Linked DNA regions of Homo sapiens: region 1 is linked to region 2. The links are chromatin loops, found by intact Hi-C in ENCODE. Cell type or tissue: breast epithelium. All regions are shown on one strand. Each heading gives the region's core, and the rest is flanking DNA. Links, peaks and the distances in the headings are about the cores only. Region 1 overlaps DCP1A (decapping mRNA 1A). Region 2 overlaps CACNA1D (calcium voltage-gated channel subunit alpha1 D).

The links. Peaks named below come from ENCODE experiments on the same cell type or tissue, not always from the same donor. Only the 100,000 strongest peaks of a DNase experiment are listed, where the experiment ranks them.
Region 1: a loop joins it to region 2, with 5 times the contacts of the local background. A loop is called at or near these places in 61 of 110 quality-filtered maps.

The regions. Positions count from the first base shown.
Region 1 is chr3:53,297,479-53,302,860 of GRCh38, forward strand. All of the region lies in intron 6 of DCP1A (decapping mRNA 1A), which reads right to left. Among named protein-coding and RNA genes, the nearest start is that of SNORD38C, 33 kb to the right of the region's middle. RefSeq lists an enhancer at 4,187-4,356. In breast epithelium, for the core only: a CTCF peak has its summit at 2,250 (motif pointing right); no DNase peak of the experiment used is centred there; H3K27ac peaks cover 431 bases.
Region 2 is chr3:53,722,773-53,728,154 of GRCh38, forward strand. It overlaps CACNA1D (calcium voltage-gated channel subunit alpha1 D), which reads left to right. Exons shown (of 48, transcript NM_001128840.3): 13 at 662-887; 14 at 1,020-1,227; 15 at 4,107-4,227. Among named protein-coding and RNA genes, the nearest start is that of CHDH, 120 kb to the right of the region's middle. In breast epithelium, for the core only: no CTCF peak of the experiment used is centred there; no DNase peak of the experiment used is centred there.

The DNA.
Region 1 (5,382 bases), core at 196-5,195, 430 kb before region 2:
ACGTCCCAAGTAGCTGGGAATGCAGACATGCACCACCACGCTCAGTTAATTTTTGTATTTTTAGTAGAGATGGCATTTCACCATGTTGGCCAGGCTGTTCTTGAACTTCTGACCTCAGGTGATCTGTCTGCCTCGGCTCCCAAAGTGCTGGGATTACAGCCACCGTGCCTGGCCAACAAGACTAATTCTTATTAATGCAAATTAAACAGCTCATAACCACCCCATTCTATTACAGACATATGTATACAAACACACAAACCAATATTTAGGTATAAACTACTTTGAAAAACAGAGATCAGATTGGGTCTATGTTGCAGAAATTTAAGAAAAGGAATAATCAAATGGCAGGACATGGAGAAACCTCATCACAAAATACACCTGAGGCATAATCCAGACAGCAATTTTTCCTTGTCCAGTGAAACATAAATTAACTTTGAACAGCCAAAAATCTACTTTAAGTCAGGCAGAGTGCCTCATGCTTATAATCTCAGCACTTTGGCAGGCCTAGGCGGAAGCATTGCTTGAAGCCAGGAGTTTAAGATCAGCCTGGTCAACATATTGAGACCCTGCCTCTACAAAAAATTTAAAAATTAGCTGCACAAGGTGGTGTGCACCTGTGGTCCTGGCTGCTTGGGAGGCTGAGGCAGGAGGATTGTTTAAGCCCAAGAGTTTGAGGTTACAGTGAGCTATGATCAGGCCACTGCAATCTAGCCTGGGCAACAGAGTGAGACGTTGTCTCTACAAACACACACACCTACTTTAAATTAAAATATGAAACCACCATATGGTAGAACCCTGACCCCTGACTTTAAAAGCAGCAGAAAGTTTCTAGATTCTCTATGCTGCCTCCCTATAACTACTGCGAGGCCAGACAGATTCTCTAACTTTCTCTAGAATGGGGAGTATGGTAAAGCATTACAGTTTTGGAGGTTTTCTCATATAAGAGAGAATAAACGAATTTGTGATGGTAATAATGAATCATCATACACAGAATGCTTACTATGTGGGAGGCGATATGCTAAGCACTTTACATGTATTACTCTATTCATCTGCTAGAGTAGGTAAATTATTATTGCTACTTTATAGATGATGCCCAAATACAACAAAAGAACCAGACTCCAACTCAGTTCTAACAATACAGTCTACATTCTTAAGCAGTGTGCCACCATATGGAGATGTCAATTCAGCAAAGTATAGGTTACCTAATCACCTGGATGGTGATACTTACCTCCGGAAAACAGGTACAGCTAAGGTTTGAATAACTGAGGTGGCTACAGATCAAAATGCATCAACGTTTGGAAATACTATCATTTGGCACAAACCATGTTTTGGTCAATGATGGACTGCATATACAACAGTGGTCCCATAAGAATATAATATTGTGTTTTTACTAAACCTTTTCTATGGTTAAATATACAAATACCAGTGTGTTACAAGTGCCTATAATACGCAGTGCAGTAATGTGCTGCACAGGTCTGTAGCCTAGAAGCCATAGGCTATCCCATCGAGCCTAGGTGTTAGTAGGCAATGCCATCTTGGTTTCTTGGTTTGTGAAAGTATAAATACACTCTATGATGTTCGGAGAATGAAATCGCCTAATGACACATTTCTCAGAAAGTATTCCCATTGTTAAATGACACATGATTATACCTAACTGGTTGAATTTGTCATAGGAGCCTGGGTGAGCAGAATATTTCTCTTCACACAAATTCCCAAAAGTTTCACAGTCTCTGCATTCTTTTCTGTTTCTGATAAGAAAAACTGGTTGCCCTCCTCTAGTAGCTGGGCTTATTTATTCATGAATTAACCTTCCATCATCCACAGAAAAGGTAAAATGTTATTCTTTCCTCATGCTTGAACATGCTTCAAGTTAGGATTCTGAGTTTTTTAATACTTCATGTAGATCAAGTGTTAGTCTGACCGTTTAGCTCAGGAAATGGCATTCAGCGAGCAACAGCATGTACAGCACAGGACAAAATTATCATCTTCAGCATCAGGTTTAATATGGTTCACTCCTCATCCCACGGAGAATTGATGTTTAGAGAATTTTACATGTCTGTTTGGAGCTACTGGTCACTGCAGTGGGCACACTATAAGATAGGCACTATTCTTGAACATAGGAAACAAACAATAACAAAATACACTACAGAAACAATCCCAAGAAAAGTTTAAACAAGTGAATTATGCAACTGAAATGGAATGTAATACTATTAAGGCTTGACAGCAGTACTTGCTCCTCAGCACTAGATGGCAGTGTTACTAAACAAATGTAGTATCTGCCTGTGGCGGCTGATGATAAATTTAAACTAACTTTAGTCAATCACATGACTTCTGACAATATCCAGATCTCAGTATTTCATAAAATTTTGTCACTATAACCTAAATAATGGAGTCTTCCTCCCACCCCGAGATGGAGTCTTGCTCTGTCGCCCAGGCTGGAGTGTGGTGGCACGATCTTGGCTCACTGCAACCTCCCCCTCCTGGGTTCAAGCAATTCTCCTGCCTCTGCCTCCTGAGTAGCTGGGATTACAGGCGTATGCCATCACGCCCGGCTACTTTTTGTATTTTTAGTAGAGACAGGGTTTCACCATGTTGGCCAGGCTGGTCTCAAACTCCTGACCTCATGATCTGCCTGTCTCGGCCTCCCAAAGTGCAAAGTGCTGGGATTACAGGTGTGAGCCTCCATGCCCGACCAAACGTGAAGTTTTAAAAGTATATGAAAAATGACGGAATAACACATCAGCACTGTCTGTACCACTTGAGTTCTGTATGTCTACAGACGCAGTGCTATTGTTGAAAGGCTTAGCATCTATGGCTTGTCACACTCATTTTTCATCTTTCAATGGACAGTGCTTTATGACTTTTTTTTTTTTTTTGAGATGGAGTTTCACTCTTGTTGGCCAGGCTGGAGTGCAATGGCACAATCTCAGCTTACTGCAACCTCCGCCTCCCGGGTTCAAGCGATTCTCCTGCCTCAGCCTCTCAAGTAGCTGGGATTACAGGCATGTGCCACCACCCCTGGCTAATTTCTTTTCTATTTAGTAGAGATGGGGTTTCACCATGTTGGTCAGGCTGGTCTTGAACTCCTGACCTCAGGTGATCCACTTGCCTTGGCCTCCCAAAGTGCTAGGATTACAGGCGTGAGCCACTGTGCCTGGCTGATTCTTTTTTTTGTTGTTGGATTTTTGAAACAGGGTCTCCCTTGGTCGCCCAGGCTGGAGTGCAGTGGTGCGATCTTGGCTCACTATAACCTCCACCTCCTGGTTTCAAGTGATCCTCCCACTTTAGCCTCCTGAGTAGCTGTGATTACAGGCGTGCACCACCACACCCGGCTAATTTTTGTATTTTTATTAGAGACAGGGTTTCACCATGTTGGCCAGGCTGTTCTCAAACTCCTGGACTCAAGGGATCCGCCTGCCTCCACTTCCCAAAGTCCCGAGATTACAGGTGTGAGTCACCATGCCTGACCTTATAATTCTTAAGTCATTTTTTTCTGGTCCATTTCTTCCTTAGGGTCTCACAACAAATCTGCATTAGGCGGTACAATAATCCTTAACTTCATGATTCACAAAAGGAAGATGAAGTGATTCATGATTTAGAAAGGGGAAGTAGTAAGCCCACTGCACACTCCTGGATGATGATCCTAAATCCAGATACAGTAAAAATGGGGTATGGGAAGGTAGAATACAAAATTTGGTTTAAATTAATTATCTAAATATCTAAAAACATTTTTGGATACATTGTTGATGTGAATGTAAGACTGTACAGACTTCCTAGAAAACAGTTTGGTGGTTTCTTTCTTTTTTTTTTGAGACAGGGTTTTGCTCTTGTTGCCCAGGCTGGAGTGCAATGGCATGACCTCAGCTCACTGCAACCTTTGCCTCCCAGGTTCAAGCGATTCTCGTGCCTCAGCCTCCCGAATAGCTGGGATTCAGGTACCACCACCACCATGCCCGTCCAATTTTTGTATTTTTAGTAGAGACGGGGTTTCACCATGTTGGTCAGGCTAGTCTCGAACTCCTGACCTCAAGTGATCCACCCGCCTTGGCCTCCCAAGGCAGTTTCTTATTAAACTAAAACATGCAATACCAAATGACCTGACATTTGCACTCCTGGGCATTTATCTCAGAGAAATGAAGATTTATGTTCACATAAAAACCTGTACATAAATGTTCATAGGAGCTTTATTTGTAATAACCCAAAACTGAAAACAATCTAGATGTTCTTCAGTAAGTGAGTTGCCAAAAACAGTTAAACAAATTTTAGTACTTGCGTATCATGTAATACTCTCAGTAATAAAAGGAAACAAACTTGATACATGTAACAACTTCAGTGAAATGTTCAGGAATTATGCTGAGTGAAGAAAGACAATCTCAAGAGGTTATATATATGATTCCATTTATATAATATTCTTGAAATGACATTATAGAACTGGAAAATGGATTAATAGTTGCCAGGGCTAAACGATGGCGGGATCGGGGAGGCAGAGGTAGACGCAGAGGCAGAATAGGGTATGACAGGGAAGTCAGTGTGTTTATGAAAGGGCAAAACATCTTGGGGGTGATGAAAATATTTAGCATCTTGACTGTGGTAGTGGATATACAAAAAGCTATACATGAGATAAAATTACACAGAACTGAATATACACACAACAAAGGAAATCTGAACAACATGTGTGGATTGTGTTAATATCCTGGTTGTCATATCGTACTATATTTTGCAAAATGTTATCAATGGGCAAATGGGTAATGGGTACATAGGATCTTTCTGCATTATTTCTTACAACTGCATATAAATCTGTAATTATCTCAAAACAAAAAGTCTACTTAAAAACCTACGGATTTTATTTGATATCTGTTCTTTTATCAGACTATCAGTTATAAAGAGAACTAATTCAACAAATATTTACAGTGCTACATGCTAAGGATACAGCAATGAACAAGGCTCATAAAACTGCCCTTCTTTCCCGTAAGAGACAGCTTAAAAACAAAAAAACAAAACTGTTTTACATGGTGCTTATATTTTGGTGGGCAGGAGACAGACAAAAAACAAAAACAGAAACCATCTTAGCTGGTTAGAAACCTTAGTGAGAAAATAAAGTACAGTAAGAGGATGGAGGTGAGGAAGGGTTGTTTTATTTTATTTATTTACTTATTTATTTTGAGCCAGAGCCTTGCTCTGTCGCCTAGGCTGGAGTGCAGTGGCGCAATCACGGCTCACTGCAACCTCCACCTCCCGGGTTCAAGCAATTTCTCCTACCTCAGCTTCCCGAATAGCTGGGATTACTGGTGTCTATTACCACACCCGGCTAATTTTGTATTTTTAGTAGAAACGGGGTTTCGCCATGTTGGCCAGGCTGGTCTCGAACTCCTGACCTCAGGT
Region 2 (5,382 bases), core at 300-5,299:
CATCGGGGAAGCTTCATTTTCCCCTATAGTACTTCTGGCAAATGGTTTTGGTTCCCCTGCTTTGAATGCTCCAGCACTGGGGTGTGGGACACTCATCCCTAGAGACAGCCCATTCTGGGTTTGACAGTTTTGAGCCTTTGAAAAGTCCTTCCTTTCATCCAGTCAAACCCGTTTCCCTCTACCTCTCCAGCCTGCTTGGTGATATTTTCAGCTGTTAGAAATGACATTGATAGGTGACTGCTTCTGATATCGTCATGCCATAAATGAATTCAGACAGATCTTTTCTGTGTGATTGAATGAAAAAATATGTATAACCTGATGGTGTCAACGCAGAATCGTAGGCTTTTAGGGCTGGAAGGAGTCAGAGATTATGTGATGAGCTGCCCCTTCCCATTTTGTCATCAGTGACACTGAGACCTGGAGAAATCAAGTAACTTCTCCAGAGTCACACACATAGCTAGTAGCAGAAGCAGGACCAGAACCTGGTGGACAGACTGTCCACGCGAAGGCCACGTTTCTGTCCTGAGTGAGGTAGTGAAGAGAGAGACAAGGTATTGGCGTATTTCCTGTGGGGCCTGATAGGGAGGGAGGTGTGAGGGGCACGAGCAGTCTGAGTGTCTTGCAGGAGACCCTGAGGATGGGTGCCCCTTTGTCTTTCCAGATATTGCCAACAAAGTCCTCTTGGCTCTGTTCACCTGCGAGATGCTGGTAAAAATGTACAGCTTGGGCCTCCAAGCATATTTCGTCTCTCTTTTCAACCGGTTTGATTGCTTCGTGGTGTGTGGTGGAATCACTGAGACGATCTTGGTGGAACTGGAAATCATGTCTCCCCTGGGGATCTCTGTGTTTCGGTGTGTGCGCCTCTTAAGAATCTTCAAAGTGACCAGGTAAGGAAATGTGGGTCCCACTGCAAATGTTTTATGAACATGAGGCGGCAACCAGTCACATCCCCGGGCAGGTGATGTTCTGCTCTGTCCTGCATGGGTGTTCTGAGCTGACACCCTCATCTTGACTTATAGGCACTGGACTTCCCTGAGCAACTTAGTGGCATCCTTATTAAACTCCATGAAGTCCATCGCTTCGCTGTTGCTTCTGCTTTTTCTCTTCATTATCATCTTTTCCTTGCTTGGGATGCAGCTGTTTGGCGGCAAGTTTAATTTTGATGAAACGCAAACCAAGCGGAGCACCTTTGACAATTTCCCTCAAGCACTTCTCACAGTGTTCCAGGTGAGTCCTCCCTCCATTCCCCGAAAAGCACTTCGTGAGCAGCAGCTAAAACTCCTCTGCCTTCTTGTCTGCTCACACTCAGGAAGACAAAAGGACTCCATTTTTGTTCATCTCTGCCCTAATCATAGCCTGGTAAATTTTGTGCCATTTAAGTTATTCGTTCTGCATCATCCTCCAGCTGTCTATCTTAAGTGATGTAATTTTTTTAAAGACTTCTAGCTACATTACAAAATAATAAACCAAAAAAACCGTTTTTCACACTCAAGCTCTTCCAAGAAAACTTTTTGATTGATTTTATGAGGTTTCTTTGAAATAGACTCTAAAATTCTTTTCTCTTTGGTACTTTTTGATGGCAGGCCAGTTCATAATCCTAGTTATAATAGATTTACACAAGAAGTGAATTCTCATGCCTCCATGCTTTGGTGTGTAGTTGGAGGAATCAGAGTGGTAGGAACTGTGGCAGCCATTGGTCCCTTCTGTCCTCCTCCTGGGATGCAGTGAGGACACAAAGATTCTGAGGGTGCCTGTCCTGTGGGGCCTCTGCAGGCAGTAGCTGAGAAGGGAGCGGTGGTTGCAGAGAGGCACCGATGGCTCTGCTGCTCAGAGCAGCAGCACATGCTCCCCTGACTCTACGCTGAGGTGCTCAAAACCCTCCTCCTTGGACAGGGTCTGATGGGGAAGTTTAAAAGACCCACCTGTCCTCATTGCTTTTCCTGTGTGATGTGAGCTGCAGAGCCCTGCCAGAGAGGAAAGGCAGCAGACAGCTGGGTCCTGTGGTGGCCCTTTCCATGCCCAGCTCTCTGCTGTGGATGAGTCACTTACCCATTTCTGAAGAAATCCAGAGACCAAAGGGAATGATCTGGACAATTCTCTCCCACTTGGTCATTTTCAGGTATATATAATCTGCTGTAAGCCATAGTATTGTTGTTTGAATTATACTTAAATTTTGGCTGCTGATCAGTGATTCTTTTTTAAAAAAAAATTTCTTTCAGAGAAACTGGTGTCTTTTTTTTTTTTTGGTAATGCATGCATATGGCACAAAATTCTAATGTTACAAATGAATAATAATTCTCCCAGCCAGCCACAAATTTCCTCTTCTAGGAAGCAACCACCATTAAACAGTTTCTTGTGAATTCTTAGATCTGCATTTTCTGATAGCTACAACTCAGTTAAGCTACCTATAGGAGACTTTCCACAGACAGGAGCTCACTGTACGTGCTGTTTTGCATCTTGCTTTTATCACTTTGAGTGTCCTCAAGAGCCTTCCTGCTTGGTCCATAAAAGGCTGCCCCTCCTTTGAAACGCTGCGTCCATGCGGTGGTAGATGTGCCGTTGTTCATATGACCAGTCCCTTGCTGACAAGCATTGAGTTCTGTCTGGTCTTAGCCCACATACACAGGGCTCCAGTAGGTGACCCTGAACACGCATCAGAGGGCACATGTGTTGGCTGTAGATCTGTGGGATAAACTCCCAGAGATGGAATTGCTGCTTTAGAGGGTGTGTCCATTTTAAATGTTGACACACGTGCCCAAGTGCTCTCCTTATGGTTGTATTAGCTCATTGTCTTCACACTGCCCATTGCCTCACTGCCTCTCCCCTCAGTGGAGAGCATGCTTTGGGATGCCCATCAGTTAGGTGAAAATGGCATTTCATTGTACTTTTAAAAGATACTGTTCTTATCAGGAGTGAGGTTGAACGTCTTTTCCTATGACTCAGAGCCATCAGTAGTGCCTTTTCTGTGAATTACTTTATCTTTTCAAATCATTTGCCCATTTTTGTTTGGTTGTGATCCATAACAGTTTAAATTTTAAAAATATCTAGTTCAGATTGAAGATAAAGGAGCTCTGTCTGTCGTCGGAAGATAGCATTTTTTTCATTACTGTTCTTATTCATCTGATTCTATTTCATCATGGATTGAATTATCAAGTATGATCAGTAGAGAAGATTAAATTTCAGGTCATTGGTGATATCTACTCTTGAGGTAGTTTTGTAAATTTACATGAGACATTTAGAATTTCCTGCTTTTGTAATTTCATAGGTATAATTATCCATTTCCACAGTTGATGGACTATGTGGAATGCTATGCAGCAGTTAAAAGAATGAGATGCACCTTCTGACACAGAGGGTCTCCAGAGTATGTTGTTGAATGAAAAAACAAGCCAGTTGCAGAAAACTTTGCATAGCATGATATCCTTTATGTCTGAAAACTCAGAGAAGACACCTAGTGCTTGTTTTCTTTGTGTGTAAACGTGTTTAAATCTGTAGTTGAAGGTTCCAGAGAGACACAGAAAGAGCATGCTTTCTGGGGAAGGGACTAAAACTGGGCTGGGGTGTAATCAAAAAGCACATAAATCTTGGCTGGGTGAGGTGGCTCATGCCTGTAATCCCAGCACTTTGGGAGGCTGAAGTGGGCGGAACACTTGAGGTCAGGAGTTCGAGACCAGCCTGGCCAACTGCTGTAACACTCTCTCTACTAAAAATATAAAAATTAGCCGAGTGTGGTGGTGGTCACCTGTAATCCCAGCTACTTGAAAGGCTGAGGCAGGAGAGTTGCTTGAACCGGGGAGGTGGAGGTTGCAGTGAGCTGAGATCAAGCCACTGCACTCCAGCCTGGCAATAGAGCGAGACTCCATCTCAAAAACAAACAAACACTTAAGTCTTAATAATAAGGTTATTTTTTTTCACTCAAAGAATTATCTATTTGTGTAATTAAAAAACAGTGTTTTAGAAATTCCATGGGATAACAGATGGATTTGTTCAGTGCAAACTGGACTGTGAAAGGCAGCTTAAACCAGATCTAGGCAGCCACCGAGGGGCTCTAAGAGAGCGGCTGCAATTTGTGAATCCACCTGCTGGCTGATACCAGTTTGGCTTCTCAGATCCTGACAGGCGAAGACTGGAATGCTGTGATGTACGATGGCATCATGGCTTACGGGGGCCCATCCTCTTCAGGAATGATCGTCTGCATCTACTTCATCATCCTCTTCATTTGTGGTAACTGTATCCTTCAAGCCGACCAGGCTTTGTTGTTGCCGTCGTTATCTGGTTTTGTTTTTCTTCCTCTGCATTTCTCTGTGGTGATGGTGGTGGTAGTAGTTGTGGCAGGGAGGTAAATGCCTTTACCTTATTAGCTCAATATCTGCTTTTCTTCCATGCTGCTGGGGGACAGCGTCCTGTAAGCAGAATTCCAGAGAGGCTTTGAGGGATGCGCTCTGGCTAAGAGAAGCAAGCCCAGGGAAGGAGCGTGAGACAGCACACATACTGGTCCCAGAGGTCACTCAGTTTGGCATCATGTCTCCTGTACAGGTCCCGAGGGATGGCTGAGCGCAAGGCCAGGTGGTTCTTTATGTTATCATTATTGGGAGCTTAGGCGTCCATCTGTGACTTCCTAAGACCCTTCGTGACTGATGAGAGCCATCTTTGTGGACTGATCTGTGCTCCCCTGGGCTAATTTCACTTTGCTGATCTGTCCATCTTTGCGGATCAAGTGTCCATTGGCTAGCTGCTAAATCATGCTGCATAACTTCTCTCTGCCTTACTTTACCCCTTTTCCCTGTCGAGAGGCACCCTCTAATCCTAGACTTCTGGAATTGGCCCTTAGATCTGTATTTACCTCATTCAGACCCTTCCTGATCCTATAGCCTTTGGTTCTCGGTGTTTTATCTCCAGGTCCTCCATGCCTAGCACCAGACCTGGTACACAGAGGCCTTTAATGAATGTTTGATGCATGAACGACGTACACACTCATGATACTACATCTGGGTTTTCACCCTTCCATTTTAAAAGGTCCTAATCTGGATTCTGCTTCTAAGGTGGCCCAGATCTCTGTAGGTGTTTTCTTCTTTATCTTGTCTGGCTCACTGATAAATTTTCTTCAGTGTGGTAACCTCAGTGCAAACCTGCCCCCTTTTCTACAAGGACAATGCTTTGTGCTATAAGGTATTTTATAAAAACCCCATCTCAACACATATACATCCTTGTAGTCCCTTGACTCGGCTCTAAGGCCCCCTCCACAAGAGCCACCCCTGCCCTGTCTCCCACCCAGAGAAGGTTCTTCTACCTCTGAGCTCCCCCTCAGATTTTATCCACGTCTCTTACTGCCTGTAGGTTCTTCTGTCTACTGGATTTTTATTTATTTATTATTATTATTTTATA